Linked DNA regions of Homo sapiens: region 1 is linked to region 2. A link is an interaction called in ENCODE POLR2A ChIA-PET data of the cell type or tissue named here. Cell type or tissue: Caco-2. All regions are shown on one strand. Each heading gives the region's core, and the rest is flanking DNA. Links, peaks and the distances in the headings are about the cores only.

The links. ChIA-PET counts read pairs that join two places held together with the same protein. Peaks named below come from ENCODE experiments on the same cell type or tissue, not always from the same donor. Only the 100,000 strongest peaks of a DNase experiment are listed, where the experiment ranks them.
Region 1: POLR2A ChIA-PET joins it to region 2 with 9 read pairs; 2 of 35 experiments call an interaction of 5 or more read pairs at or near these places.

The regions. Positions count from the first base shown.
Region 1 is chr9:113,227,822-113,244,021 of GRCh38, forward strand. The region is part of intron 1 of SLC31A1 (solute carrier family 31 member 1); the gene reads left to right. It overlaps LOC107987119 (a long non-coding RNA gene), which reads right to left. Exons shown (of 3, transcript XR_007061737.1): 2 at 15,363-15,484; 3 at 6,957-13,931. Among named protein-coding and RNA genes, the nearest start is that of SLC31A1, 14 kb to the left of the region's middle. In Caco-2, for the core only: no CTCF peak of the experiment used is centred there; no DNase peak of the experiment used is centred there.
Region 2 is chr9:112,755,881-112,772,080 of GRCh38, forward strand. All of the region lies in intron 1 of SNX30 (sorting nexin family member 30), which reads left to right. Among named protein-coding and RNA genes, the nearest start is that of SNX30, 13 kb to the left of the region's middle. RefSeq lists an enhancer at 1-642. In Caco-2, for the core only: no CTCF peak of the experiment used is centred there; DNase peaks (open chromatin) are centred at 8,741 and 9,171; H3K4me3 peaks cover 464 bases.

The sequences.
Region 1 (16,200 bases), core at 3,557-11,556, 470 kb after region 2:
GCAGTTAAAGCAATGCTTTGCCAATGTATATTTGTCTGACTAGCTAGTTTTGTTTAAATCAAACTGTGAAAGGCTGTATACTTCAAGAAACATGAAAGTGAGCCTTATGTGTGACTTAGTTCCTTTCAGAGATTAATTTTGTCATCTAATGAGCAAGCAAGCTATTATATTTCATATTTACTGTACCTTAAAATTGGAAAGTATTTAACATATTTTATTTGACCCTTACAATACTATGAGATTGGCAGCGTAGGTATTTTAATATCTGTTTTGCAAATTTTGCAAATTTTGGTGATTTGCCTAATGTCACATGGCTAGTATATGGCAAATGTGGGTCCAGAGCTCAGAGCCTTTGATGCCTCGTGCTGCATGCTTTCTCCACTCTAAGATACTATCTAGAAAACACTGAAATTGTCACATAAATCATACTAAAGCACAGTTAGCGGACTGGAAGTGCGTCAAGGCTACAAAAGGATCCTGTAAGAGGAGCATGAAAGGGTGCATCATGTGATTACATTATTCCAGGATGTGGCTTACCCAACAACAAAAGGTATCACAGAAATGGAGTAAAGTAGCTGGGAGATCCACTCCCCATTGGACTTAGGCCCTGTTATCATTACATAACTAAAAGACCTTTTCAGTTTGTTTGTTTGACATATCAAATTTGAGTTGTCCTATTAGAACCAGGCAAATAAAAGCTTTTGTAAAGGCCTTTGGAAGAATGTAGTTGTACACTTGATCTTCTTTGTACAGAAGGGTGGGAGTGGGCAAGAGAAATAGGAGCTTCTATGTTATTTGCCACCAGAACAGGATATGTAAAGCTCAGAAACCCATCCTGCTTAGCTGCTTCCCAGCAAGCCATCCGGAGAAATGGGGCTGGAGAAAGCGGTTAGTCTAGTGTTATGGAGCCTTCTATCAGAAGCAGATGTTATGGATTCACCTAACTAAAGAATGTTAGTGTCATCATTTAATAACATAAGCCTCAGTTTCCACATCTGTAAAATAAAGGAGTTGGATTTGATGATACTTTTTTTTTTCTTTTGAGTTGGAGTTTCGCTCTTGTTGCCCAGGCTGAAGTGCAATAGTGTGATCTCGGCTCATTGCAACCTCTGCCTCCTGGGTTCAAGTGATTCTCCTGCCTTAGCCTCCCTAGTATCTGGGATTACAGGCATGTGCCACCACGACCGGCTGATTTTATATTTTTAGTAGAGATGGCGTTTCTCCATGTTGGTCAGGCTGGTCTTGAACTCCTGACCTCAGGTGATCCGCCCGCCATGGCCTCCCAAAGTGCTGGGATTATAGGCGTGATCCACTGCGCCTGACTGATAATTTAATTTTTTAAATAGGAAATATATTCATATGGTTTGTAATTCAAAAAGTACACAAGGATATTCAGTGAAAAGTATTTCATTTACTCCTACCCACTTCTGACCAGCTCTCCTTAGGGACCACGGTCCTATTTTGCCTCCCAGGCTCAACCAACAACTTTGTTGTTTCCCCCCAACTCCCCTGCAGATAGTATAGGTGTATAAAAATAACATGAACATACTCTGTTTCCTTTTTAAGTTTTTTACAAATTATAGCATACAGTATATTCTGCTTTTATTTCATTTCATAATACGTCTTACAGATCATTCTATATCAATATATATGATCGTTCTCATTCTTATTCTGCTAAGTATTCCATTGTATGAAAATATGATAACTCATTTAATCAGTGCCCTATCAATGAACATTTAGGTTGTATTTTTAATATTTTGCTATTACAAACACTCCTGTTATAAGTAACTTTGTACATACACATTTCACATATGTGCCAGTTTATCTGTAGAATGAATATTTAGAAGTGGGATTACTGTGTTAAAGAATGTGGGCAGACTGATGACTGTTCTAGTTTTGATCTTCTATGAGACTTTAACTGAAAATGATTAGTGGAAAAGAAAAAGTATCATTTTCTTGGTAATATCTTAATTTTTATCTCTTACTATTCAGAACTAAGTCTTAAGTAAGAGCCAAGAATAGGTAATCTCTCCAAAATTATGTTGAATTGCAGACTTCACTAAAGTCACCTGCATCATGGTCTTGTAGATTTTTCTATTGCTTTTCAGTATAATACTATTCAAGCTATTTGCAAGGTGAATATTATAAACTCAGAACAAAAGGAGACTGTCTCCCAACTATGTTTACTAGCATTTACCAAGTAGAGGATTCAGAAGATTTGCTCTTTATTACAATTTATGTAGGGAGTGAAGATGGAAAGATGAAACAAAGAGAGCCTAACAAATATCTGCCTCTGTCTGTGTTTTACTGTCTTCCCAAATTTTTGGATGGTTATGAGGTGTGTGATAACTTTACAAAGTGTATGATACCATAACAATTACTAATCTTTTGGGGATTTGTTTGTTTGTTCGTTTGTTTGAGAGACAGAGTCTTGGTCTGTCGCCCAGGCTGGAGTGCGGTGGCGCGATCTCAGCTCACTGCAGCCTCAACCTCCCTGGCTCAGGCTATCCTCCTGCCTCAGCCTACCAAAGTAGTACAAAAGTAGATCCTATGGCCTCAGCCTATAGCTGAGACTACAGGCATGCATCTCCACGCCTGGCTACTTTTCTTGATTTTTTGAGGAGACAAGGCCTCACTATGTTGCCCGGGCTGGTCTTGAACTCCTGGACTCAAGAGATCCTTCCACCTCAGCCTCCCAAAGTTCTGGGATTATAGGCATGAGCCACTGTACCCTGCCTGTTTTGTTTTTAATTAATACATAATAATTGTACATATTTATGGGGTACAGTGTGATATTTTAATACGTATATAAATTGCATAATGATCAAACGATGGTGTTTAGCGTATACATCACCTCAAACATTTATCATTTCTTTATGGTAAGAACATTCAGAATTCTCTCTTCTAGATATTTTGAAATAGCCACAATAACATTGTTTACTATAGTCACTAGTCTTTTGGGGAAGCTAGGGACCATAAAGCAGATCAGAATTGTATCAGCCCCTCATGCTTTCTTGACTATAACCTACTAACTTTTCTTTTCTCCCCATCTCACCTCCCTCATTCTCTTTCTAGGTACAATAAGCCATTTGTGAAATTTTCCCTGTTCAATAGCAAGTTTAAGCCAGAGCCTCCATCCTTTCCATCTCTGAATTCCCTATAGCCTCTGGGGCAGAGGGTACTTCATAATACTTGTTGAGTTGAATTGAGGTAGATGTCAAAGTGATCTGACCTCACTTTGCTCCCCTCTCAAGTGCCATATCCTTCCTTTTCCCTGCTCAGCCTTGACACACCTATCAAGCCATCCCTTTGCATGCTTAATTTGGTTCAGGAAAGGACAAGAGACCAAGTAAATTATCTTGAAGAGGAGTCTGTGTCTGCCTATGTTTAAGTAAATGCGCACACACACCTATCTTTCTGGCTCCTGCTGCCATTCTTTGTGTTGCGCTTAAAAATTGGGGGCCGGGTACGGTGGCTTACACCTGTAATCCGAGCATTTTGGGAGACTGAGGCAGAAGAATCACTTAAGGGCTGGAGTTCAAGACCAGCCTGGGCAACATAGGGAGACCCCTTCTCTACAAAAAGTTTTAAAATTAGCTGAGCATAATGGTATGTACCTATGTTCCCAGCTACTCTGGAGGCTGAGGTGGGAGGATCACTTGAGCCCAGGAGGTGTAGGCCGCAGTGAGCTGTAATCATGCTACTGCACTCCAGCCGGGACAACAGAATATGATCTTGTCTCAAAAAAAAAAAAAATGGGGAAATTATTTATTTAGTTATGCATTAGTGGTAGCTGTGGAGTTAGGCACACCTGGTAGGAACAGCATTGGAATGTATAATTCAAAATACACATGTATCTTTTTATTCACATGAATTCCATTTTATGTGTATGAAATCATCAAGATCAAAGTGAATATTAGATGAATATGAACTCTAGCTTATTGGACATTTAGAAGATAGAGTTTGATTAGTGTTGATTTTTTTTTATTTTAGATTTTAAAAACTTGTCTATGGGCCATACGTTAAGTACTCATAGTATCTCTGTGGAAGAGTTCTGATAAACTCTGGGATAGGCGATAGCCAGGCCCACATGTGGACTATAACTCCTGTAAAGTTACAGATAACAGAATTATATGGTCTAACATGCAGCTCACTTAGGCAGTCCTACCTTTCCAAATGTTTTCTTCAATGCCATATTCCCAGGGAAAATTGCTGCTGGGTAGTTGAAACTAGGTGCCTCACTGGACTTCTTCCTATTATTTGGGCAACTTGTAAAAGCTTACAAACTTTCTAGAAAGTAGCCCTGAAAACAGTTCCTTCGTTATGTTTTTAGCAATACCACAGAATACATGGTTCTATGTTATAGCTTAGAATTGCTACTACTCTTACAAAATTGGAACATAGAAAAGATGGACAAAAACCTAGTATAATGTATCATTATTTCCATTTCAAGATGGCGTTTTGAACTCATCTCTTTTCCTTCCCAAAATCCTAGTGAAATTATCATAGGAATATGAAGAAGCATTATTTATAGTCAGAAAACAGGGAGAAAGAAGCCAGAAACTTTAAAACATTTCAAAGAAAATGTGATACAGATGGGAATCAAATTGAAAAAAATGACTGACCACCTGATTCAACATAGATAAAGGCCATCTCTGTCGGTAAATTTAAATGGGTTAGATTCATTTGCACACCCCTGCAAGCTCCCAAATCAAGAACAGCAGAGATGGCCAGGCACGGTGGCTTACACTGGTAATCTCAGCACTTTGGGAGGCTAAGGCGTGTGGATCACCTGAGGTCAGGAGTTTGAGACCAGCCTGGCCAACATGGTGAAACCCCATCTCTACTAAAAATTAAAAAAAAAAAAAAAAAACTAGTCAGGTGTGGTGGCGGGCACCCATAATCCCAGCCACTTGGTAGGCTGAGGCAGGACAATCACTTGAACCCAGGAGGTGGAGGTTGCAGTGAGCCGAGATCGCACCACTGCACTCCAGCCTGGGTGACGAGAGTGAAACTCTGTCTCAAAAAAAAAAGAACAGCAGACATAAGGAAGAAGTGTTAGCTATGGGGTAGTTGGTGGACAAATCAAGGATTTGAGGAATTGCACTTATACCATATATAGAGAGAACAGTAGATTGAGAAGTAAAAATGAGTATTTATCAAGAACTTCCTGTGTTTAGACACTGTGCTTAAGTAAGTGTTTAAGTGTATACTGTCAAGAGGTAGTTGCTATAAACATCCTTAGTTTAGAGGAAACTAACTTACCCTCTTAACCACTGTGCTGTGGCCTCAGTGAACTCCTGCTAATAATTCTTTAAAACAATCCTATGAAATAGGTTAGTTTTATTTTCCCAATTTTAGAGCTGAGGCAAGAAGATATTAAGTAATTTGCCAAAGGGCCCACAACCAGTAGGTACAGTTTTACCGGTTAGAGAATGAGTAGATCTCCTTGTGTATTTGAATAGCTGCCATAATAAAGAAAGGGGAAATATCTTTTCTACCCACAGCTTCCTCCTTGTGTTTTTTTGTTTTTGGTGGGCTATTCAGGATCTCAGATCGAATCCCAATCTCAGAAAGACAGTTGACAAACCCTGGAGAGGTCAGCTGGGAACAAATGTAAAAGTCTCAGCAAAACGGTGTACTTCCTGTTTGAGGTCTGTCTTTCTGGTAGTTCAATCCCTGTATTTCACAACTAGTCTACAAAAATAAAACTACAAAAATATTTAATTTCCCCTCCCTCTGGGATTTAGAGATTTTACTTACACAGTGCGTTAGAAAACCTCTCTCAAATCCCAAAGACGAGTGATTTGGTATTAAATTCAGTGTTAACCCCCAAGTTCTTTGATTATTAGGTGGTGGTCTGTGCAAATTTTATGTGAGACTGGGCTAACTCTGTGACCTTTTTGGAATTTCAAAATAAACAAATGCATTATTTTAGTTCCTGGTTGAATCTTGGCTTTCTTTTCTTTATTACTGATACATAATAATTGCACATATTTATGGGCACAATAATTAATAATTGCACAATGTATAATGATCAAATCAGGGTATTTAGGATATCCATCACCTTCAGCATTTATCATTTCTTTGTATTGGGAACATTTCAAATCTTCTAATTATTTTGAAATATACAGTGTATTGTTGTTGACTATAGTCACCCTTCTGTGCTGTCAAACACTAGAACTTACTCCTTCTATCTAAGCATCTATTTGTTCTGTTAACCCATCTGTCTTCAATCCCACCCTCACCCCACCTTGAGTACACACATATACACCCTTCCCAGCCTCTGGTGACTGTTCTACTCTCTACCTCCGTAGGATCAACTTTTTTGGCTCCCACTTATGACTGAGAACATGCAATATTTGTCTTTTTGTTTGACTTTTTTTTTTTATTTTTTGAGACTGAGTCTTGCTCTGTCACCCAGGCTGGAGTACAGTGGCGTGATCTTGGCTCACTGCAACCTCTGCCTCCCGGGTTCCTGAGTAGCTGGGATTATAGGCACCTACCGCTACGTCCAGCTAATTTTTGTATTTTTAGTAGAGATGGGGTTTCACCATGTTGGCCAGGCTGGTCTCAAACTCCTGACCTCAAGTGATCCACCCACCTCAGCCTCCCAAAGTGCTGGGATTACAGGCATGAACCACCGCTCCTGGCCATCATTTTTTTTTTTTTTTTTTTTTTTTTTTTAGCTCTCACTTGTTGAACATCCAGTTCTTAGATTCTGTGTACTAAGTATCTATGTTGTACATCTCTGTAATTCAGAACTGTGGTTCTCAAGCTTTAGCATGCATAAGAATTGTCCATGGAACTTGATAAGCACCTAAATTTTGAGGCCCTACTCCCTAAGAGGTGATTCAGTGGTGTGGCATAGGGTCCATAATTTTTATTTTTACCCAAACTTCCCTGATGATTCTGATCCAGGTGGTCCTTGGACCACACTTTGAGAAGCACTTGAGTTAGGAAAGTAATTAACATTTATTGTTTACTATATATGTTATTAACATGGCAGTCTCTTCAATATGTATTTTTACATTTGATATTCATACTGTTGTGAGATTTTTATCCCAGTTTTACGTGTACTTATTATCCTTACAAAGTTTTTGTAACTTGTTACGAGTTTTAAGGATGGCAGTGCCCCTTAGGATAACAAATAAAGCATGATAAATAGACTACATTAACAGTAAAAACTTCTGTTCGTTCATCTAAAGACACAATAAAAGAAATGAAAAGGGAAGCCACAGACTGGGAGAAGATATTTGCAATGTGTGTGATGATAGAAGACTCATCCAGAATATGTAAAGAACCTTTGCAAATCAGTAAGAAAAAGACCTCACAGAAAAATAAGCCACAAACTTGAACAAATAGTTAACAAAAGAAAGGATATCCAAAAGCCAATACATGTATGAAAAAGTTTCCACTTCAATAGTCATTAGGAAGATGCAAATTAAAGTTCAATTTATACCCACCAGAATGGCTAAAATTAAGTAGACTGACTCTAATAAGTGCTGAGAAGAATGTGACCAATCTTGGGGAGGGAAAGTATTTGCAAATGTTCACAGCAGTGTTATTAAAAACCCTGAAAACAGTTTAGATGCCAAGAGCAGAAATGAAAAGTTAAGTTGCATATTGATTCAAAGGAAACTATAGAGCAATGAAAAATAACAAACTGCTGCTACACACAATATGGATGAACCTCCCAAAAATTATGTTGAGCAAAGGACCCAGACACAATAGTACATTCTTTCTGCTTCCATTTATATAAATTTCAAAATCACAGAAGACTGTGTATGATTTTAGAAGTCAGGAGAGAAGATCCCCCCGGAGAGGAGGAGGAAGCATGACTGGGAGAGGCAGGAGGGGAGCTCCTGGAGTACTGGCAATAGTTACTGTTCTGGGTAACAATTAAATAAAATATACTTACTTTATGGGGGAAAAAAGACGGCAATGCCCTGCAACAGTGAGCAGCCTGACTCTGAGAACAGAGTGGGCTCTTGCCCTTGCTGTTTCTGCTTTGGCAAGGTGCCTCTCAGAGCAGATGATTGTTTAAGATTGGTTCTGGAAAGTAATATGAACAGTATGTTCTGGAATGTGTTTAATCAATGTTAAAGCCACTGAAATGTTAGAATGGCTAAAGTATATCAATCATTATTCAGAATGCGTTTCATTTTTTTGTTTTGTTTTGTTTTGAGACAGTCTTGCTGTGTCGCCCAGGCTAGCGTGCAGTGGCGCAATCTCGGCTCACTGCAACCTCTGCCTCCCAAGTTCAAGCAATTCTCGTGCCTCAGCTTCCTGAGTTGCTGGAATTACAGGTGCACGCCACCAAACCTGGCTAGTTTTTGTATTTTTAGTAGAGACAGCGTTTTGCCATGTTGGCCAGGCTGGTCTCAGACTCCTGGCCTCAAGTGATCTGCCCGTCTTGGCCTCCCAAAGTGCTGGGATTACAGGTGTGAGCCACTGCGCCCAGCCCTATTATTCAGAGTGCATTTCGACAAGTCAAGTGTGCATTTGTTTCTCACTGAAACTATTCTTTTTTTGTTGTTTTTTGTTTGTTTGTTTTTTTGAGATGGAGTCTCACTCTGTCGCCCAGGTTGGAGTGCAGTGGTGCGATCTCGGCTCACTGCAAGCTCCACCTCCCGGGTTCACGCCATTCTCCTGCCTCAACCTCCCGAGTAGCTGGGACTACAGGTGCCTGCCACCACGCCCGGCTAATTTTTGTATTTTTAGTAGAGACAGGGTTTCACCGTGTTAGCCAGGATGGTTTCAATCTCCTGACCTCGTGATCCGCCCACCTTGGCCTCCCAAAGTGCTGGGATTACAGGCATGAGCCACCACACCCGGCCCTCACTGAAACTATTCTTATATGTACCTAAACTTTTCAGACCGAAATAGGCTCTAAAGATGAATTAGTCTGTTCCTTGACTCAGGAAGCTATGACCAGAAAGGCTAAATTACCTAATGTAATAGAAAACCAGGGCTAGAACAAAAATTTCTAGTCTTACATTTTTCAAATTGTAATCATTATAAAGATTAAGGTGGGCTTCAGCCCACCAATTCCCCTTGCCTGGGAATTATCCAGAACACTGTTGAGTCAGTGTTTGAGAGTGACAGCACTGTGACAACATTCAGCATATGAAAGTTCACACAAAGCCATGATAATCAGAGATGATCTGATATTTTAAAGGAGTAGAATAAATGGTGACATTTTTATGAATTATTCTCAAAATTTCTGTTTCTGACCCTGAAAATACAAATAGTAGAAAGGCATTTGGGGCTTTTATGCATTATTCACAGAATGCCAAAATGTAGCCTAGAGCTTGGGGCTGTATGGAAGTCCATTTTCACCCCACTTAGAGCCACTTAGAGGTAGAGCAGCCAAGAGTACTGCAGATAACAGTTGTAGCGCATACTGTATGCCAGAAGCATGGCATAAAGCATTGCAGGACACAACTGCTCTGGAGGGGGGTAACGATTAGATTTAGCTCCTCCTGGACAACTTAATGGGCAAGGATTTCATAGACTTGTCAGAGCACTAGGATAGCTTGACATTGGTTTACCCGGAATGTAGAGAATATCCAATTGTGCCTCAACAGGAATAGGTCTACGTTTTTTTTTTCCAAGCCTCTCTCAAAACTACAGCTGTTTCCTTGCCTCCGTTTTTCTGAGTTGCCCTTAGAACGCAAAAAAAGCTTACTTGATGTTGAGAGACTAGGAACATAAAGACAGGAGATAGTTGGATAGAAGGACCATGCTACGAATAATGAAAAGAACACTGGGCTTGAGGTCAGAATCAGGCTTCTAATGATGACCACTAGACTAACTGCCCTGTGACCTTGGCTAGCCTTTTAACCTTTATACCTCAGTTTTCCATCTGAAAAATGAATAACTATTCTTGTTTAATCTAGGCCTATTCTTTTAAGTGGAGTTAAGTTTGGAAACATACTACAATGTTGTGGCTCAGCAATTCTCAGAAAAAGCGTGCATGAAAGCAAAAGTAAATGAACTTACTGTTGGACCCAGACTTAGAATCAATCAATCAACAAGTATTTATTGAATAGCCACCTAAAGGGTATATTAGACTGCATATAGCCTTTACCTAAGCCTTATAGTGAATTCTGTAAACAAGATATGAATGCATTAACCTCATTGCTGAGCTCTCACAGAGCATAATGATAATATTACCACAGAGTAATAATAAGGCTTTTACATATATGGTCTTTTCTCCCCTCTTTTTCCCCATTCATTATCTTATTTGAATCATATAGTAACCCTGAAGGAGGACAAAATAGATGTTATCTCCATGTTTCCATGAGTTTCAGATGAGACATTGAAATTCAGAGTATGAAAATGCTTCTCAAGGGGGTAGGACAAATTGAGAAATGTCTGGAGACATTTTTGGTTGTCACAACTGGGGCAATGCTACTGGCATTGAGTCGGTAGAGGTCAGGGATACTGTTAAACATCCAGTGATACACAAGACAGCTCAGACAACAAAGAATTATCCAGTCCAAAATGTTGTTAATACTGAGGTTGAAACCCTGAGATAGGTGTTTCCCCAAAAGAACTCAAAGTGATAGAGTCGGAACCAGAATCCACATCTTTGACTCACTCTAGTGTGTTTTCACTATGTCTAAAGCAGGGCATTAAAATCTGGATTTTAAGGCTGGGTGCGGTGGTTCACACCTTAAATCCCAGCACTTTGAGGGGCCGAGGCAGGTGGATCACCTGAGGTCAGGAGCTCAAGACCAGCCTGGCCAACATGATGAAACCCTGTTTCTACTAAAAATACAAAAAGTAGCCGGGTATGGTGGCACACGCCTGTAATCCCGCCTACTTGGAAGGCTGAGGCACAGGAATTGCTTGAACCTGGGAGGCAGAGGTTGCAGAGATCGTGACACTGCACTCAAGCCTGGGCGACAGACTGTGACTCTGCCTCAGAATCCTTTTTAAATTAAAAAATAAGTAAATAAAATCTGGAGTTCACAAGTCTTAGATTAATCACTAATGTTTTGATGAGGTATGAGTGACAAGTCGAGTTTGTTTAGATCACTGTTGAAGGTGTATAGTATAGATTATGTAGTCTATTAAACACTTGCTGTGTGTCTCACAGTCTGCTGCCCATGTCCCTCCCAGAGGCTAGTTCACCTTCATCGTATTTATTGATTTTTTATTGAGCAAGTACCAAATTTGAATCATTTGACCAAAATGCTGTTGAAATCTGGACACGATCCCTGTAGCAATCTCTATGCGTAGGACCTGTTGCCAAACTAAAAACCCATGGGACTTTTACAGGAAATGTCACCAGGAGACTCAGCTAGAAATTAGTAGAGCCGGGATTTGAATACCTTCTGACTCCAGACTTTTTTTTTTTTAACTCCTACCCCTAGACCTAGACTCTTAACAATAGTCTGTAAGATCAAATGTCACCTGCAAAGGGTGGCATGTGACTTTTAGAAGCTCTTAAAATCCAGGAATAAATTCTTCTTACTAATTCTTGTAGAATAGTCTTAAGTTGTGCCCCTCAAACCATTTTATGCCCAGAAATTAGATGATTCTTCTCATCTTCCTAAAGTTTTAACAGATGCCATTCTGGATCCTGGAAAATTAAACAGCTGTAGCCATAAGGATTTAATCTATAAAGATTTTTTTCCTTCTGTAAATCTGCCTCAAAGAAGAACTTAAGCAGGAAACATGAGTGCCTGCATATTACCTTTAAATAGCTTCCAATTGCCCTGGAAATAAAATTTAGAATCCTTAAAATGACCTTTAAGATTTTTTTTTTGAGACACAGTCTCGCTCTGTCACCCAGGCTGCGGTGCAGTGGTGTGATCTTGGCCTCACTGCAACCTCTGCCTCCTGGGTTCAAGTGATTCTTCTGCCTCAGCCTCCCGAGTAGCTGGGAGTACAGGCATGCGCCACCACGCCCAGCTAACTTTTGTATTTTTAGTAGAGATGGGGTTTCACCCCGTTGGCCAGTCTGGTCTTGAACTCCTGACCTCAAGTGATTCACCCTTCTTGGCCTCCCAAAGTGTTGGGATTACAGGCGTGAGCCACCATGCCTAGACATTCTTAATTGAGTATCCTTTATGCTTCCCTCTTCAACCTCATTAGCCTCTCCTCCGCTCACTCAGTATGTTCTGTTCATACTAACCTTGATCCCTTATTTCTTCTCTCGACTCAGGAAGGCTCTTACCTTTCCTTCTACTAAACTCCAATAATTAATTTATCAGTCTGTTTAAAGTCAGCTCCTTTAAGAAAGCTCCTCTCTTTCGCTTCCCACCTGTCCTCCATCTAAATTAGTTCTTTCACCGTTATTCTCTGCCACAGTTCATTTTTGTACCTCCTTCATACCACTTACACAAATGATAATTATACCTACCTATATATATTTATTTGCTTACATTTTTACTGAGAGAGCCTTCTTCCTCTTGAGTAGCCCCACAAAGGCAAGTACCTTGTCTTTTTGCATCAGACTCCTTATAGGTAGATATTGAAACCTACATGGATTTTGTAAGAATTAATAAATACTTTTTGAATGAATGAATATTTGGTAAGTATTCTTCCAGATGCTGTAAGGAAGTAAAAATTAGAAAGTTTCTTGCGCTCAAGAAGCTTGCTGTGTATATATGGCATTTTTTATCTTGTATTTTAAAAACTATAAGTCAATTTCTGTAAGAGAAGATTGCTAGGGAAATTCAAAAAAGGGAGATTTCTTAGGAATTCAAGAAAAACCTCCTGGAATGAGTTAGATTATAAATCAAAAAGATCAAGGTCCATGTTTTAGCTTTATCCTTAATTCTGGCACATTTTTGTGCATGATAAATGTTGAATAAATAATGGCAGGATTTGTACATATATAGAAAATGAGGGGAAAAAATAAAAGGAATTCCAGGGAATTACAAAAGCCTGAAAACGCATACAAATGTCAAAATGCTGAATTTTATTGAGGGGCCAGGCACGGTGGCTCACACCTGTAATCCTAGCACTTTGGGAGGCCGAGGCAGGCAAATCACTTGAGGTCAGGAGTTTGAGACCAGCCTGGCCAACATGGTGAAACCCCATCTCTACTAAAAATACAAAAATTAGCTGGGTGTGGTGGCGCTTGGCTGTAATCCCAGCTACTCTGGAGGCTGAGGCAGGAGAATCGCTTGAACCCAGGAGGTGGAAGTTGCAGTGAGCCGAGATCGTGCCACTGTACTCCAGTCAGGGCGACAGAGCGAGACTCTGTCTCAAAAAAAAAAAAAAAAAAAATTATTGAGGAAAAGTGAGTAGGTCAGTTTCAGTGGAACATATGAATGTGAAGCGGAGTAGATTGAGATAAGGCTGGAAAGATAAGTCTGTAACAGACTTAAATGCCACATAGTGAGCTTAAAAATCAGTGTATCAATATCAGAAGTTGGGGGTGAAGATACTTAGGTTTCTTTTTGCAGGCAGAAATTAGTTTTTCGGAGTGCAGCCTAAGAAGCAAATTATAGCTTGAGAAATACATGCAAGTAGTATCTGCAGTACAAATACTGGTTTAGCTTGGAGTACCGGTTCATCAGCATCATCACTGTCAAATAGCAAGATTCAGATTCCAATGGGGCATCTTCTGTATTTGGCTTGACTAGAAAGAGAACTTTGCTTCCTTATATTTCTGGAAGGGAGCAACACACTTGCCTGACAAGTCCCCAGAGGTATTTGAACAGTTATTATAGAATTTGTGTATTACTGAGGAGCACCATGCAATGACTGCTAAGGTCCTTCCAATTCTTAGTGGGATTCTGTGACCCGCAAATTAAGAGACAGAACACTCAGGTTTCAATTTCAGGTGATCTACATATAGCTGAAGAAATGGCTCATCCATCTCTTTGCAGACCGAATTGTTTGGAGCCAGACTTCTCTCCTTGGCTGACTCAAGAAAGAGTAGCATCCAAGAGGGGCTCATTAAGCATCTGCAGTTGATAAAGATGAGAAGGAATTTTAGAATACTTTGATTCAACTGTTTCTCCTACCATTTCTCAATACCATTCTATCAGTGTGATATATGGGCACTGATTCAAAATATCATAAAAACATTTTCGAGTATTTTGTGAGACCTAGTTCCAGTTAGAATTATTAGGAAAGGCACAATATACTATGGCTCTTCAGAGCTCTTAAAACTAGAGGATCACGAGGTCAGGAGATCGAGACCATCCTGGCTAACATGGTGAAACCCCATCTCTACTAAAAATACAAACAATTAGCCAGGCATGGTAGCGGGCGCCTGTAGTCCCAGCTACTTGGGAGGCTGAGGCAGGAGAATGGTGTGAACCCGGGAGGCGGAGCTTGCGGTGAGCTGAGATCACGCCACCGCACTCCAGTCTGGGTGACACAGCGAGACTCCGTCTCAAAAAAAAAAAACTAGACGTTGGAGTATGGCATGGATTTGTTGCACTAGAGATTGTAAGGATGGGCATTTCAGACTTAAGAAACAATGTAGGCAAAGATACCAGACAGAAAAGTGGGGGATGTGTTTCCTAGGAGTGCTAGAAACTTTTGGCCATTGGACTTGTTTGGCTGGAATACAAAGTACATACAGGCAGAAGAGGTAGGTTGGGTTCTTTTTGTTTTGTTTTGTTTTGAGACAGAGTCTTACTCTTGCCCAGGCTGGAGTACAGTGGTATGATCATGGCACACTGCAGCTTTGACTTCCCAGGCTTAAAGCAATCCTCCCACTTCAGGGCCTCCCTCAGTAGCTGACACTACAAGTACATGACACCACACCCAGCTAATTTTTTGCTTTTTTGTAGAGATGGGGTCTCACTGTATTTCCCAGGCTGGTCTCAAACTCCTGGGCTCATGTAATCCTCCCACCTCAGCCTCCCAAAGCACTGGGATTACATTACAGGCATGAGCCACCATGCCCAGCCTAAAATCATTTTTAAGTTGATCTTATCTTATAGTTTGTTCCATTTCCCCGATGTCATTTTATGTGACACTTGTCAAGGCTTCATGCCTTAGAGACTTAATTCACATAAAAAGTTTTGGTTTAGCATTTCAGACCACTTAAAGGTCAATAGCAGCCAGTATAATCTCTTCCCTTCTTCTACTCTTAGAAACAGGTATGAGTTTTGTTTACAGTCTCTCTCATATTTTTCACAAAACACATATTTTCCAAAAGTATATGAAGGTAAATTTGGCGAGAAAATGTAAATGTTCAGATCTCCCAAGAGCTTTGTGTTTTATACGCTAGGCTTCTAAGCCTCCCAAGGGCTTTGTGTTTTTATACTCTAGGCTTTTTTTTTTTTGTTTAAGTTTTAGCTCTAGGTGGAACTTTATGGATTATGTAATTCAGTATTCTTACAGTTAAGGAAAATGAAGCTCTAAAATATAAAATAACTTACCCAATGTAGTATATGTCACCTGTGTCCTCTCTCACATTTAAACTAATTCTTTGCCTTTATATTTTGTTGTTTATGTAGTAATTACATGGTCCATTCATGTTTACTCAGAAGACATAGGTGACCTAGGGATTGGACAATGGGCATTTTAAAAATTGAGTTTGACTTTAGCATGTTTTCTCTTGCAAATAATAGCCTTCAATGGCTGTATAATTCATCACGTTATCACTTTTTCCAGGATTTGTCTTGCCTCAACAGGTTTCTCATCTCCTTTGCTGAGTTTGAACAGCTTGATAAGCTGGAGTGATGTAGAAAGATGAAACTTATGATAGAAGGGGATGACCTTCAACCGATATCTGGAGATAAAGTGTTTCTTTGTCTTATTCCTTCTTTTTAAGAGATGTGGGGCGGGGGTGGGTGTGGGTCTCACTATGTTGCCCAGGCTAGATTCAAACTCCCAGGCTCCAGTGATCCTCTGAGTAGTTGGGACTGCAGGCATGCACCACTGCCCCCAGCTTTTTCCTGTCTTGTTCTGATTAGAATTAAATCACAGGTTTTTTGTTTTTGTTTTTTATCTTTCCATAAGTACAGTTAAAGTAAGATTCTCAGGGCAGCTCCTGAGTTATCGTCCCTTTTTGCTAAAATAGATATTTTTAGCCAAGAGTTTATGAGTAAAGAAGCTATTCCTACTGGCCAAGCGCAGTGGCTCACGCCTGTAATCCCAGCACTTTGGGAGGCCAAGGCAGGCAGATCACCTGAGGTCAGGAGTTTGAGACCAGCCTGGCCAACATGGTGAAACCTCGTCTCTACTAAAAATACAAAAAATTAGCCAGGCGTGGTG
Region 2 (16,200 bases), core at 4,845-12,844:
CTTTCCTGATAGTTCTGGCCAAAGCTCTGGGCTGGTGTCTCATTGGTCTAAATTGGGTCAGGCGCCTAAACCAGTCTCTGATTCTGATTGCGCAGACTTGAATCAGGTACTTATCTTTGGAATGAGGAAAGGAATTTTTTTAAAATTGGGGAATATATACATGAAGTTTATAACAATGTGTGTATATAAAGAGTAAAAGTTATCTGTACAGTTTAAAGACTAATAAAATGTTCCTACCCCCAGATTAAGATACAGAATATTACAAATATTTTGGAAGCCCCCTCTGTGCCTGGGAAGGGAGGAGGTGGTTGCCAGAGCAAAATCAAGAAATGTTAGACAAGCAGGAAACAAATATCCACTACAGACCTTCCAATACTGTTTTCTTTGTCATTTTCCAACTTCACACCTTCTCACTCTCATTCATTAAATCTTTAGACCCCAACTTACTGTCTTCTGAAATCATGTCCTCACCACGGGGCTTTAATCATTCACATGGCTGATCTGTCCAACTCTCCAAAATTACCAGTTTCTTGACCTCCTTATCTGTAATCATCCTTTTTTTTTTTTTTTTTTTTTTTTTTTGGGATGGAGTCTTGCCCTGTTGCCCAGGCTGTGGTGCAATGGCACGATCTCAGCTCACTGCGATCTCAGCTCACTGTAACCTCTGCCTCCAGGGTTCAAGCGATTTTCCTGCCTCAGCCTCCTGAGTAGCTGGGACTACAGGTGCCCACCACCACGCCCAGCTAATTTTTGTATTTTTAGTAGAGACGGGGTTTCACCATATTGGCCAGGCTGGTCTCGAACTCCTGACCTCAGGTGATCCGCCTGCCTCGGCCTCTGAAAGTGCTGGGATCACAGGCGTGAGCCACTGCGCTCGGCTCCTTCACCTTTTTAACAGTTCATCTGCTCTCTCCCACGGCCGCACCCTGCGTTGTAATACCTAGAAGCATTCCAGCTCTGAAATAGTGCCACTGGATATTATCACATTTTATTGTGTTTATTTAAGGTATACAACTTGATGTTATGGGATACACATAGATAGTAAAAGTTTACTATAGTGGAGCAAATGAACACAGTCATCATCTCATAGTTAACTCATTTTGTTTTTGTGGCAAGAGCATCTAAATTGACTCATTTAGCATGATTGTCAAGTACAGTACAATTTTATTATTAATAACTCTAGTCCTCATGTTCTACATTAGATCTCCAGACTTGTACACTCCTCCATATCTGCTATTTTGTATCCGTTTACCTACATCTTCCCATTTCCTCTCCCACCTGCCCTTGGTAGCCACTATTTTGTGTTCTTTCTCTATATATTTGAATTTTTTTAAAGATTCCATATGTAAGTGAGATCACTCAGTGTTTTTCTTTCTGTGTCCGGCTTGTTGCACTTAGCATAATTTCCTTCAGGCTCATTCACGTTATGGCAAATGACAAGATGTCATTCTTTTCTGGGGCTGAATAATATTCAGTTTTGTGTGTACACACACAGTACAGTTTCTCTATCTGTTCGTCCATTGAGGCCTGCTTAGGTTGTTTCTATATCTTGGCTATTGTGAATAATGCTGCAGTGAATGTGGGAGTGCAGATATCTTTATGAGGTGTTGATTTCAGTTCCTTTGGGTATGTGCCCAGAAGAGGGATTGCTGGGTCATATGGTGGTTCTATTTTTAATGTCTTTAGAAACCTCCATACTGTTTTCCATAATGGCTGTACCAATCTACATTCCTAACAGCGTTGTACAAAAGTTCCCTTTTCCCCGCGTATATCATTTTGTCTTGCTTTCCCGTCCTGGCTTTCCAGGTCTCTGAGTCATTAACAACTGACTATACCTGTTCTGTTCTGTGACCTCTTGGATTCCCCTACCTCCTTTAGATTCTGTGGCCCATCTCCGTGGTTGCTCCTGCCTCTATATTCAGTTCCCTTGCTCTCTTCTTTTTATACCCAGCTTGGATCATTCCATTTGTTCATGTCTTTCATCTACAACCAGGGTTCTCAGGAAGCTCAAGGGTTGCTGCCAATGTAAGTTCACAGGTTTCAGCCACAGCTGGGGCTTCAGTGGTCCTGGACACTCCTTCTTTTCCACAGACCCTCCGTCTGCACAGTGGCTTATCTGAAACTTTTCTCTGCTCCTCATACCCTCTACCCTTCTACTCCACCCTTCCTTCTGCTGATTGCCTCACCTTCCACCTTAGAGAAGATGGAAGCCACCAGAAAGGAACTTCCCTTCTTCAAATTTCAGAATGATCTGACTCCATAGCCATGTTTTCTTTCTGGCCCTTGTTCCAAGGAGAGAGTCTAAGGCTGACTGAGGGTGTAGACCCACCTGCCACCCCCCATCCTCTTGGAGACCCTGCTCTGTTTGGCCTCCTGACTTACCCCTGTATCTTTGGACTCCCTCTCAACCAGCTCACTCCCATCAATATTTAAACATGCTCAAGTTGCGCTCTCTCTTTTTTTTTTTGAGACAGTATCTGGCTTTGTCACCCAGACTGGAGTGCAGTGGCACGATCTTGGCTCGCTGCAACCTCTGCCTCCTGGGCTCAAGAGATTCTCCTGCCTCAGCCTCCTGAGTAGCTGGGACCACAGACGCGCATCACCATGCCTGGCTAATTTTTGTGTTTTTGGTAGAGATGGGGTTTCGCCATGTTGGCCAGGCTGGTCTTGACGCCTGGCTAATTTTTGTGTTTTTGGTAGAGACGGGGTTTCGCCATGTTGGCCAGGTTGGTCTCGAACTCCTGAGCTCAAGCGATCTGCCCGCATCAGCCTTTCAAAATGCTGAGGTTACAGTTGTGAGCCACCATGCCTGGCCAAGTTGCTCTGATTTTTAAAACACAGAAAGAGTGGCTGGGCGTGGTGGCTCTTGCCTGTAATCTCAGCACTTTGGGAGGCCAAGGCAGGAACATTGCTGGAGGCCAGGAGTTTGAGACCAGCCTGGGCAATATAGTGAGACCTTGTCTCTGTTAAACACACACACACACACACACATACACACACAATCGCTTGAGCCCAGGAGTTTAAGACCAGCCCGGGCAATATAGTGAGAACTTGTCTCTATTAAACACACACACACGCGCGCACGTGCACACACAGAGAGAAAGAGTAAAGGAAGCTCTGCTATGATGTTCTTTTCTCCTCCATCTGGTGCCTTTTTTTTGTGGGGGTGGAGATAAGGTCTTGCTTTGTTGCCCAGGCTGGTCTCGAACTCCTGGCCTCAAGTGATCTTCCTGCCTCAACTTCCCAAAATGCTTGGATTATAGGCCTGAGTCACTGTGCCTGGTCTTGTGCCCTATTTTGTGACTCCTCTTTACAATACACTTTTCTGAAGAGAAGGTTTGCGGCCCTTGCTTCCACTTCCTGACCTCTGACATACTCCTCAGCCTCCTGCTGCCTAGTTTCTGACTCTGTTCTTCAGGGTCCTCAGTGATCTCATTATTGCTAAATCCAGTAGATGCTTTATAGTCCTTATTTTGCCTGACCCCTTGGTAGGTAACACTTGATCCTGTTGTTAACCTCCTGCTTGAAATGCTTCCCCTCCACTTCCTGTTTTAAGGTGTGCACACGGGCCAGGCATGGTGGCTCACGCTTGTAATCCTAGCACTTTGGGAGGCCGAGGCAGGCAGATCACAAGGTCAAGAGATCAAGACCATCCTGGCCAACATGGCGAAACCCTGTCTCTACTAAAAATACAAAAAGTTAGCTGGGCATGGTGGCGCACACCTGTAGTCCCAGCTACTTGGGAGGCTGAGGCAGGAGAATCGCTTGAACCGGGGAGGTGGAGGTTGCAGTGAGCTGAGATTGCGCCACTGCACTCTAGCCTGGCGACAGAGCAAGACTCCATCTCAAAAAAAAAAAAAAAAGTTGTTCATGCTGGAATCATGTTGTCTGGATTTGAATCTCAGCCCCACCACTTAGAGTCTTGGTAACAGCAAGTTGTTTAACGTCTCTGAGCCTCAGTTTTCTCATCTGTGAAAAGGGGATAACAGATGTGCCCATGTCACTGGGTTGATAGGAAGACCCAGCGAGTTCGTAGAGTAGTGGGTGATGTATATAGCGAACCTTTAAGAAATGGGAGGTGTTGGTGGTTGTTATTCCTTGATATTGTACTCTCCACATTTCTTTCTACATTTTGGCCTATGCTTTGTCGATTTCTATATTAGTTGAGGTCTGATCAGGGAATAAAAGCCAGTGAAGTTATTTCAAACAGAGAGACTATAATACAAGGAGTTAGTTGCATAGGTGATGGGTGGTAAATTGACCCAGAGAGTAGCAGTAGCAGGAAGTTGCTGTTACCCTCAGGACTGGAGGGTTAGGGGAAGAGGCGAAGTTAAGTAGAACCCAGGAGCTTCTGTGAGAACTAGACCTGTGGCAGGGTCATTGAGCAGGAGCTGGGACCTTAGAGGAAGGGGGCCCTGGAGGGGAGGCAGCCGCTGCCAGTGGCACGATCTGAGGCAGAGAGCAGGTTGGGACAGAAATACCCTGGCTTGTCTCCTCATCCTTCCCATTCTGGTCTAACATCAATATCTTTTATTAGCCAAAATAGCATCCCTGGTGGATGTGTGACCCTAACAGAGCCAGGCAGTCTTTCCTGAGATTTATGAGATGGATGATGGGGGAAAGAATGTCTTGCCTTTCTACTAGATTGTGAATGGTCGTGTCCTTCAATGCAGAGAGTGCTTGGCTTAAGAATGAAGCCAGAGGGAAGTAGAGCTAGGAGAGGAAGAGGGGCAAGATCATTTGAGTTCAGGATCCGACTGTGCCAGCTGTGCCTGAAGTTAGAACGGGTTCCTGGTTATAGGGGGTCATAAATTCCCTTTTGTTAATACTGTTTTCAATTTGGTTTGCCACTTGAAACTTAAATTACCAATACCGTGACCTTAAAATATGACTTGAAAATTGGGTTTTACCTGAGGAGTAGGGAGAATGGGGTGTTTATTCCTATTGGCAGCCCCACTAGCTGGGGGTATGTCTGCAGATCAGCTGAGGTCGCAGAGGTTGTGTTTTCACCAGGTCCGTGAAGTTGGAGGGGGCTTTCAGATGTGGGGTGGGAAAAGCCCCAAGGTGAAGGGCAGAGACAGGAAAGACCTGTGGCCGCTGGAGGAGGACTGAATTGGGTCATGCGTTGGGAGTGGGTTTTGAGAGTCTAGAGGTGGAGATTAGTGAGAGACGAGGTGGGTAGACAGGTCAGGAGGTTAATGAGACTGTTTTGAGTGCTGTGATGTGGAGGTTAGCTTTTATTCTTTCAGCAGTAGCTAGTCCTAGAGGGCGTGGTTTTGTTTGTTTGTTTGTTTGTTTTTGAGACGGAGTCTCGCTCTGTCATCCAGGCTGGAGTGCAGTGGTGTTACCTTGACTCACTGCAACCTCCGTCTCCTGTGTTCAAGCGATTCTCCTGCCTCAGCCTCCCGAGTAGCTGGGATTACAGGTGCATGCCACCACGCCAGGCTAATTTTAGTATTTTTAGTAGAGATGGGGTTTCACCATGTTGGCTAGGCTGGTCTCAAACTCCTGACTTCAGGTGATCCACCCTCCTTGGCCTCCCAGAGTGCTAGGATTACAGGTGTGAGCCACTGCTCCCGGCCCCAAGAGGGTTTTTGAGCAGGGGGATGTGTGATCAGGGCTTGGGATGGGGAAAGACCAGCCGTGAAAGAGGTAAGATAGGAAGAATTAACCTGGTTTTGGTTGGACTTGTTGCCTGACAAGAGAAAGATTAGAAAATATAAAGATGACAGATTTTGGTGTAGTGGGGGTGACTGACTAGAAAGTCCAGGAGATTGATGCTGAACAGTGGTGCCGTCTTTGAGAGGGGGGCGCAGACCGGGAAGCACATGTGCGAGTGAAGTGTAAAGATGACGTGGACACGGTTTCAAGTCAGGCATTCAGGACAGAGGATGCCTGAAGGCCACTGTTGCAAGCCTACTCAAACTTCAAGGCTCAAACAAATGCTGCCTCCAGGAAGCTCTTTTTTATTAAATAGATGTATAATCCCAGTAGATCCAAATAGAGACTGGAATAGAAGATGGAGAGGTTTGAGGTCAGAATTTAGACAAAGTGCATATTGACAATAAAGTAGGGGGTAGGATGTCATCGCAGTTTGAAAATCAGGTGTTAGTGAAGGCCACTGGGAGGAAGGCCGGTGTTCCACGATAAATGAGAGCCTCTCAAAGTAAAATAAGTACATAAACAACAGCCTGGCCAACAGGCGCTGATGCATGTATGAGCAATGGGGTTTGTTTACTAGACATTAGAGGACTCATATGCTGTCTTATGTCTGCCTTGCCCCATAGAATTCTTCATTTTGGCAGCCAGCGCAGGGATCAGGAATTGTTGTTTGTGTGAATTTTTGTGTGTGTGTTGGTGGGGGGGAAGTGGGATAGTGGAAAAGGTGTTTGGGGGTTCCTGCTTGAGAAGGGGCACAGAGGCGGGAAGAGCACACAGCGTGTTTGGGTGGCCGAGTGCAGGCGCTTTTCAAAACCCCTATAGCTCGTGAGCATATGCTACATACCTGGCTCTGTGCTACATGCTGGGGCTGTAGAGAAAGATAAAGAAGATCTCTCCCCCGAGAGGTTAATGGTCCAGTGAAGAAGAGAGACACATCAACAGATGGTTGCGGTAGCATGTGAAAAATGCTGCATGTATTTACTTAGCTCTGTGGCCTTGGGCAAGTTTCTTAACCTTGTAATGCCTCTGTTTCCCCTATCTAAAATTGGGATTATCTTACAGGGGGATTCTGAAGCTTAGCTGGGTGTTTAGTGTCTGGGGCACAGTAAAGGCCACAGCAGTGCTAAGTCTTGTCGTTGCCTTAGAAGCAGACCCTGAGAAAGCATTTAATCGCCCATAGTTCGCTTGAGAGCTGAAGGAACTGGCATTAGAGGAGCAAGGCAGCGAGACAGGGAAGGGAAGGCAATCAGCAGAGGCGACGTTACCAAGCCAGTTTCCACTGAGCAGAGCTGGAGCTTTACCCCACGGAGGAAGCCGCTGGGAGCCAGCATGGAGCACGAGCCTCGGTTATTCCCACTCCAGGTGAGGAAGCTGGGGTCTTCAAACAGCAGCTCTCTTTACTCATTGGTTGACGGCTGCTTGGGTGGGGTGTTTGGACGTGAATCACCAGGTGCTTTCTAGCCTGCCCCATGGGTGGGCAGAGGAGGTTCAGTGGCCAGGGGAAGCGGTCAGGCCAAGACATGCAGATGCTGGTAGGTGGAAGTCAGACCAGTGGGCACTGAAGTGTGATCAGGGTGAGGGGTTGTATGGGTGGGGCACTGACAGCATCTGCTACAGTTTATATATGTATATATATATTTTTTAGAGATGGGGCCTTGCTCTGTTGCCCAGGCTGGAGTATAGTGGCATAATCTTGGCTCCTACAGCCTCAAAATCCTCCTGAGCTTAAGTGATCCTTCTGCCTCAGCCTCCTGAGTAGTCCTCAGCTCCTGACCAGTCTTAGCTCCTAGTGGTGTATGGTGTGCCTTGCTATTTAAACTTTTTTTTTTTTTTTTTTTTTTTTTTTTGGTGTGTGTGTGTGTAGAGAGAGGCGTCTCACTATGTTGCCCAGGCTGGTCTTGAGCTTCTGGCTTCAAGCGATCCTGCTACCTCGGCCTCCCAAAGTGCTGGGATTATAGATGTGAGCCACTATACCTGGCCCAGTTATTATGTTTTTTAAAAGAATTATTTGTTAAACCTGAGTGACAGGCCGGGCGCCGTGGCTCATGCCTGTAATCCCAGCATTTTGGGAGGCCGAGGAGGGTGGATCACGAGGTCAGGAGATCGAGACCATCCTGGCCAACATGGTGAAACCACGTCTCTACTAAAAATACAAAAATTAGCTGGGCATGGCGGCGCGTGCCTGTAATCCCAGCTACTTGGGAGGCTGAGGCAGGAGAATCGCTTGAACCAGGGAGTTGGAGATTGCAGTGAGCCAAGATTGTGCCACTGCACTCCAGCCTGGTGACAGAGTGAGACTCTGACTAAAAAAAAAAAAAAAAAAATTATTTGTTTAAATTTACGGGGTACCTATGTAATTTTGTTACATGGATAGATTGTGTAGTGAAATCCAGTGCTTTTAGGGTACCCATCACCCAAATAATGTATATTGTACTCAATAATTTCACATCACCCACCCCTCTTCCATTTCCTCCACCCTTTCGAGTCTCCTTTGTCATTCCATGCCCTATGTCCATGTAGATGATGAAAGTTATGTATAGGGAATAAAGTAGGGTGAGACCTTGCTTTGGAGGATGGTGGCTTTTCCAAAGAAGATGATGTTTGAGCTGGAGAATGAAGGAATACATGTCTTACAAATGGACAGAAGGAAGAGCAACTCAGGCGGAAGAACCAGCACATACTAAAGCTTAGCAGTGTCAAGTGATGCACGCACAGCGAGCAAGGGGATTGATGAGGCTGGAAAGGTTGGTAGGGTCCTGGCTGTGGTCTGTAGTGGCAAATAGTAAGGACTTTAACCTGAGTAATTGGGAGACCAATTAAGTGTTTGTCGTCGTTGTTGTTGTTGCTGTTTTTTAAAGAGATGGGGTCTCACTCTTTTGGCCAGGGTGGAGGAGGGCAGTGGCACAATCATAGTTTACTAGAACTCCAGGGCTTAAGCAATCCTCCTACCTCAGCCTACTGAGTAGCTTGGACTGTGGGCATGTGTCACTGTGCCTGGCTAATCTTTTCATTCCAATCAAGTGTTTTAAGCGGGGGAGGAACAGGGCCGTGTTTGGGGTTAGAGTCACTGATCAAGAACTAGCTGGGATTGGGTGGGTGGAGCCTGGCGGCAAGGAGTCCAAGAAGAAGGCTGTTGCAGTGGGAGGTTGGGGGAGGCAGTTTCAGTAGGGCTTTGGCTCACTGGATTCAGAGAGTGTACTGGTTAGTGGTTTGCTTGCAAATAATAGATATCTAGCTTGCATTAACTTAGCAAAAAGGTGAGCCTATAGACAGGCTTGCTTTAACGTAGGAGTAAGCTGGAACCAGGGGTCTGAATGCTACTGAGGGTCGGCTTTATTCTCTCAGACTAACATCATCGACGCAGGGGGAGTTGTGGCAGCGCGCCTCCCTCACATTGCACAGCTGTGCCTCCAGAAAGGGAGTGAGTCTATCTTCCCAGGGGAAAAGGTCAGGGAGACCTGGCTTGGGTCACGTGCCTACCTTTAGGCTGATCAACTGAGCTCAACCTGGGCCAATCAACAGTGGCTTGGGGAGGAGACTGAAACAGTAAGGAAGTCCCAATTCCAGCTACCGGGTTCAGAAGCAGCTGTGAGGTGTGCAGGACAAACAGTGAAAGATCACTGTGGAAGAGACTCTAGGGTCACTGGCTTTAGGAACTGGCTGAATGATGGCAAGAATAGAACAGGAATTTGAGGAAAAGTAGGTCAAAAATTATAGATTTTCTAAGGCATGTATGCCTTTTACAAATTGTGATATACTTCACATACCATAAAATTCACCCTTTTAAAGCATACATTTTAGTGGTTTTGAATATATTCACAAGATAATGCAATGGTCACTGCTATCTAATTCCAGAACATTTTCATCATCTCAAAAAGATACCCCATACCTGTGAGCAAACACTGTCCATTTTCCCTATTCCCAGCCCCTGGCAACTGCTAATCTGCCATCTGTCTCTGGAGTTTTCCTATTCTGGACATTTCATATAAATGGAATCATACAATATGTGTGGCCTTTCGTGCCTGGCTTCTTTCAGTTAATCTAGTGTCTGAAAGCCTCCTCCATGTTGTATGTATCAGTACTTCATTCCTTTCCCTTTCCAGCTTTATTGAAGTATGATTGACAAAAATTGTATAGACTTAAGATGTACAACATGTTTTGATACACTTAAATATTGTGAAATGATTACCACAATTAAGCTAGCTAAACATATCCATCACCTCACATAATTGCCTTTTTGTGGTGAGAACACTTTAGATCTATTTTCTTTTTTTCTTTTTGAGATGGAGTCTCACTCTGTTGCCCAGGCTGGAGTGCAGTGGCGCGATCTCAGCTCACTGCAACCTCTGCCTCCTGGGTTCAAGTGATTCTCCTGCCTCAGCCTCCCGAGTAGCTGGGAATACAGGTGCACGCCACCATGTCTGGCTGATTTTTGTATTTTTAGTAGAGATGGGGTTTCACCATGTTAGCTAGGATGGTCTTGATCTCCTGACCTCGTAATCCACCTGCCTCGGCCTCCCAAAGTGCTGGGATTACGGGTGTGAGCCACCACGCCCAGCCTAGATCTATTTTCTTAGCAGATTTTAAGTATAAAATACATTATAGTCACCATGCCGTATATTAGGTCTCCAGAACTTATTCATCCTGTCATGGAAAATTCACACTTCTTGACCAGTATCTCTCCTTTTCCTCCACCCCTCCAGTGTTACTTCATTCCTTTTTATGGGTGAATAATACTTCATTTTATGGATATACCACATTTTGTTTATTCATCCATTGATGGACATTGGGTTGTTTCCTAAGCACATGTACTTTTTTTTTTCCCAAAGAAAAGACATTAAATACAATTTATGACTTTTCTACAATAATTTTGACATTTGAGGTTAATGGTAATTTTAGATATGAATGTACAATACGATGGCGTTAAGTACCCTGGCTTGTTTTTAATCATCTTAACCATTTTTAAGTATACAGTTGAGTAGTGTTAAGTATATTCACATTGTTGTGCAACAGATCTCCAGAACTTTTTCATCTTGCAAAACTGAAATTCTATACCCATTAAATGACTGCTGCCATTCTCTGTCTTCCCCAGCCCTAGGTCACTACCTTTCCACTTTGTTTCTATTGTTTTTGAATACTTTAGATTCCTCCTGTAAATAGAATTGTCAATATTTGTCTTTTGGTGACTGGCTTATTTCACTTAGCATAACATCCTTAAGGCTCATCCATGCTGTAGCATGTGACAGGATTTCCATCTTTTTTAAGGCTGTATAGTATTTCATTGTGTATATGTATCACATTTTCTTAACCCATTTTTCTGATGGACATTAGGTTGCTTTTGCCTCTTGGCCATTGTGAACAATGCTGCAATGAACATGGTTATGCAAATATCTCTTTGAGACCTTCTTTTGGATATGGATATATACCTAGAAGGGGATTGGCAGATCATGTGATAACCTGTTTTTAATTTTTTGAGGACTCGTCATACTGTTTTCCAAAGCAGTTGCACCATTTTACAATCCTGCCAACAGTGTATACAAGGCTTCTGTTTTCTCCATGTCTTTGCCAACACTAATTATTTTATTTTTTTTTTTTGATAGTAGTTATTCTAGAAAGTGTGGGGTTATAGCTCATTGCAGTTTTGGTTTGCAGTTTTCTGATGTTCAATATATTTTCATACGCTTATTGGCCATTTATATGTCATCTTTGGAGAAGTGTCCATTCAAGTCCCCTGCCCATTTTAAAATTGGGTCTTTTAAAACTGTTATTGAAGTTGTTTATATATTCTTAGTATTAGCCCCTTCTCAGATATATGTTTTGCAAGCATTTTCTCCCATTCTGTAAGTGCCTTTTTACTCTGTTGGTTGTGTCCTTCGGACAAAACATAAGTTTTTAGGTTAGCCTGTTTTTGCTTTTGCTGTCTGTGCTTTTGATATCATATCTATTGCCAACTTCAGTGTCATGAAGCTTTTCCCCTATGTTTTTTTTCCTAGGAGTTTTATGGTTTTGGGTCTGATGTTTAGGTCTTTATTTTAAGTTACTTTTTATTTTATTTTTTACTTTTTTGAGACAGAGTCTCACTCTGTCGCCCAGGCTGGAGTGCAGTGATGCGATCTCGGCTCACTGCAGCCTCAACCTCCCAGGCTCAAGTGATCCTCCCATCTCAGCCTCCTGAGTAGCTGGGACCACAGGCTTATGCCACCATGTCCAGCTAATTTTTTTTATTTATTTATTTATTTGTAGAGACAGGGTTTCCCTATGTTGTCCATGCTGGTCTCAAACTCCTGAACTCACGCGATCCTCCCACCCTGGCCTCCCAAAGTATTGAGATTACAGATGTGAGCCATTTTGTCTGGCCAGCCACTGTTCTTTAATGTTGCTCTTCATTTCCGTTGTTGATATCCTAATTGGATGTATGATTATCTAAATGGTTTTCCTGGCTTTCATTCATTCAGGCCCTCCTCTCCCATCCAGTCTGTTCTGAGTACTGTAGCCAGAATCCACCTTCATAAAGTGCTGCCTTGTATGGATCATTCCCATCTTTGGAGATCTGCATTGACTCCCCATTGCTTACGCAGTAATGGTCCAAGTCCTTAGCCTGGCCTTCTGTGATCAGGTACCTGTTTACCTCCCTGGTGCCCTCCTGGGAAGTTACGTCTCTGCCAAGTGATTTTCCTCGTGAGCTGCCTGGAATGTCATGCGAATTCTTGCTTTCCCACCCGTGCTAAGCTCATCCTCCTCTCGATGTTTCCAGCCGACATCTATTGCTTTAGAACCTCGCTACTTAATGTGTGGCTCATAGGTGAGTGGCATTGACATCACCTGAGAGCTCATAGAAACTGCAGACTCTCAGACCTAATTCCAGATACAGAGATTCAGAATCTGCATTTTGACATGATCCCTAAGTGATTTGTATGCACATTAAACATTGAGAAACACTGTCTTAGAACAAGGTTATCAGTCTTGGCTAAGCATTCAGATCCTCCAAAGATCTCTTAGACAATACTGATGCCTGGTCCCTATCTCAAGAAATTTAGATCTAATAGGATGGCCCAGGGAGCAGTATTTTTTTTTTTTGTAAAGTTTCTCTAGATAATTCTTTCTTCTTTTTTTTTTTTTTTTTTTTTTTTTTTTGAGACGGTCTTGCTCTTGTCGCTTAGGCTAGAGTGCAATGGTACGATCTTGGCTCGCTGCAGCCTCTGTCTCCCAGGTTCAAGTGATTCTCCTGCCTCAGCATCCCAAGTAGCTGGGATTACGGGCACCTGCCACCACGCTGGCTAATTTTTTTGTATTTTTAGTAGAGATGGGTTTCACCATGTTGGCCAGGCTGGTCTCGAACTCCCAACCTCGTGATCCGCCCACTTCAGCCTCCCAAAGTGCTGGGACTACAGGCGTGAGCCACCATGATAATTCTAACGGGCAGCCAAGATTGAGATCAGTTGACTTAGGAGAATTCTCTAATTCACTCAGAGGAAGTTCACTATCAGACAAGCATGCTTTCAGCTTTTCTCATTCAGCCTTGCCCAGTAGGTGTAGTTTCATATATGGCTAATGGTACAAACACCTGTGGAGGCAATTTGGCAACATATATCAAAATTACAAATACGTATGTTTCTTTTGATTCAACAAGTTCTTTTCTGTTTGTGTCTGTCCTGCGGATAAACTAGCATGTGAAGGGAGAAGGCTTTCTTTCCTCTCCACCTCTAGTTAACATCATTCAAGACCTCTACATTGAGGTCGTTTCTGTCTTTTGATCCTCCCTTCACTTGCAGAAGTGCTTGGCCGCATAGCATCCTGGGCTGTGGGGCTGGCACTTGGCATCACTTCTCCATCACTGCAGTGCCATCCTGCAGGAAAGTGTCCACTTCCCCAAGAGCTTGATGCCAGGAGTCTCCACTACTGTGGGTGCAGCCATGTCCATGCAGTCATCCTGAGGGCACAACTAAGGCATCTCTGTAGCTTGGCATGGACCAGGCACCACCCTGGCACAGACAGGAAGAGCTGAATCTTCACTTGGCTTCTGGGATTCCACTCACTGTTGGTTCCTTATGTACCTTACTGGCTGTTCCTCCTCTGTCTCCTTGGCTGGTTCCGTCTCATCTCCCTAGCTCTAAATGTTGGACTGCTGTAGGACTCCATTCTGATATGGCCTCTCTTCATCTGCATGGTGTCCCTAAGCAATCTCATCCAGCCTCACACATCTACACACTGATAACTCCAGGCCAGAAACCTCTCTCCTGAATTCCAAATTCCTGTCTCCCACTGCCTTCTTGATGTTTAACCCTGCATCTCCAACAGGCATGTCAAGCTAGTTATCTAGCTCACTCTTAATTCCAAGGATAAGCCTTGGAATTAGCCTCGGCTCTTCCCTTTTTCATCCCATACCTAAGCCATCAGCAAGTGCTTCTGAAATACCATGTCCAGAATCTCATCACTTCTCACTCTCTCCACTGCTGCTACCCTGACTGCTGTCATCCCCTCTTGCCTGCATTACTGTACCAGCCGCCTGACTCGTCTTCCTGCTTCCACCTTCCCACCTTCAGTCATATATCCAGGCAGCAACCGGAGGGATTATTTAAAACATAAGAAACATCAGTCGCATCATGTCTCTTGCTTTTTAAATTTAATTAATTAATTAATTAATTTTTGAGATGGAGTCTCACTCTGTTGGCCAGGCTGGAGTGTTGTGGTGCGGTTTCGACTCACTGCAACCTCTGTTTCCTGGGTGCAAGCAATTCTCCTGCCTCAGCCTCCCGAGTAGCTGGGATTACAGGCACCTGCCACCACACCCGACTAATTTTTTGTATTTTTAGTAGAGATGGGGTTTCACCATGTTGGCCAGGCTGGTCTCGAACTCCCGACCTTGTGATCTGCCCACCTCGTCCCCCCAAAGTGCTGGGATTACAGGTATGAGCCACCGCGCCTGGCCTCTTTTTTGCTTTTGCTTGAAACCATCCAGAGACTTCTCAGTTCTCACACATTCCCCTCAAATCCTCCATGGGCTCCAAGTACATGGGTAATCTGGCTCTGCTGCTTCTCTGGCCTCCGTCCACTTCTCTCTCCCCCTGCCCACTCCCTTGCCTCACGCCTTTTGGCCCAGACAGCCTGCAGGCTTGTTCATCTATTTCATTCAGGCCTCCCCCAACCTCCCTGTATAAACTAGTAGCAGCCCCTGGCCGGGCGCGGTGGCTCACGCCTGTAATCCCAGCACTTTGGGAGGCCGAGGCAGGCGGATCACGAGGTCAAGAGATAGAGACCATCCTGGCCAACATGGTGAAACCCCATCTCTACTAAAAATACAAAAATTAGCTGGGCGTGGTGGCGCGTGCCTGTAGTCCCAGCTACTCAGGAGGCTGAGGCAGGAGAATCTCTTGAACCCAGGAGGCAGAAGTTGCAGTGAGCCGAGATCGGGCCACTGCACTCCAGCCTGGTGACAGAGTGAGACTCTGTGTCAAAAACAAACAAATAAACAAACAAACAAAAAACAAACTAGTAGCAGACCCCTCCCTGCCCAGTTATTCTCCCCCTTTACCTGGCTTTAATCTTGCTTCGCAGAACTTAAACCACCAGACATACTTGGTTTACTTTCTCCAGTACTGTGCTGTAAACTTCTTGAAGGCAAGGGGCCTGATCTGGTTTGCTTATTGCTAAATTTCCATGCATGAACCAAACCTGGTATGGGTGGAGTATACAGATATTTGGTGACTCAATAAATGGACCCGTGCTAAATGCTGTGTGTATAAGGATACCTGTTGCAGTATTATTTTTAATAGCAAAAGATAAAAGCTTATATGGCTATTAGTAGGGTGCTGGTTTTGTAAACTATGGTAGTTTTTGAAATGTGGTATTAAAAGGAATAAGGCAGCCCTGTATATACTTATATGCAACAATGGAAAAAAACGTTAAGTTGAAAAAATGTATAAATCGTGTATAGTCTGTCTTGCGTGTGTGTGAAAGAATTTATGTCAGTATGTCTGCCAGCCTTGGAAGGATGCAGCATTGCTGTGTCAGAAGGGTCCTTCTCCCAGCCTTCAAGAGTATAGTCTCCCCGGGTGGCTATTTGACCAAATTAGGGAGAAAGAATCTTCCCTCTCTCTTTCTAATTTGGTTAATAATGGTTGATACCAAACAAACTCTGATCATGCTTCAAAAAAAGGGGCCAGTGAGGGCTCTCACTCATAGTCCTGTTGAGCAGTTATGACTGTTTTTGAGAAGGGATAACAGCCACATTTTCATAACTGCTCAAAACCCCAAAGAGATAAGGCTAAACTGTGACAAAGGGAAAAAAGAGACAGTGCTTTTCTGGTAGTTTTTCAAATCTGTTCAGGTCAAATATGGGTGAATGTTGGCTTGTGGTGAGTTTTACCCTTTCCCTCTGTGGTCAATTTTGTGAACTTTTTGTTCTGGCTTGAGACATTCTTTTTTTTCCTGGTTCAAGTCATGGAGCAGGGGCAAACCTTCGGTTGTTTCACAGTTGTCCAGACTTTATTGGACCCCATTTCATGCCCTTGCCCTCATCCTTCCTGGCAGAGGACTTTC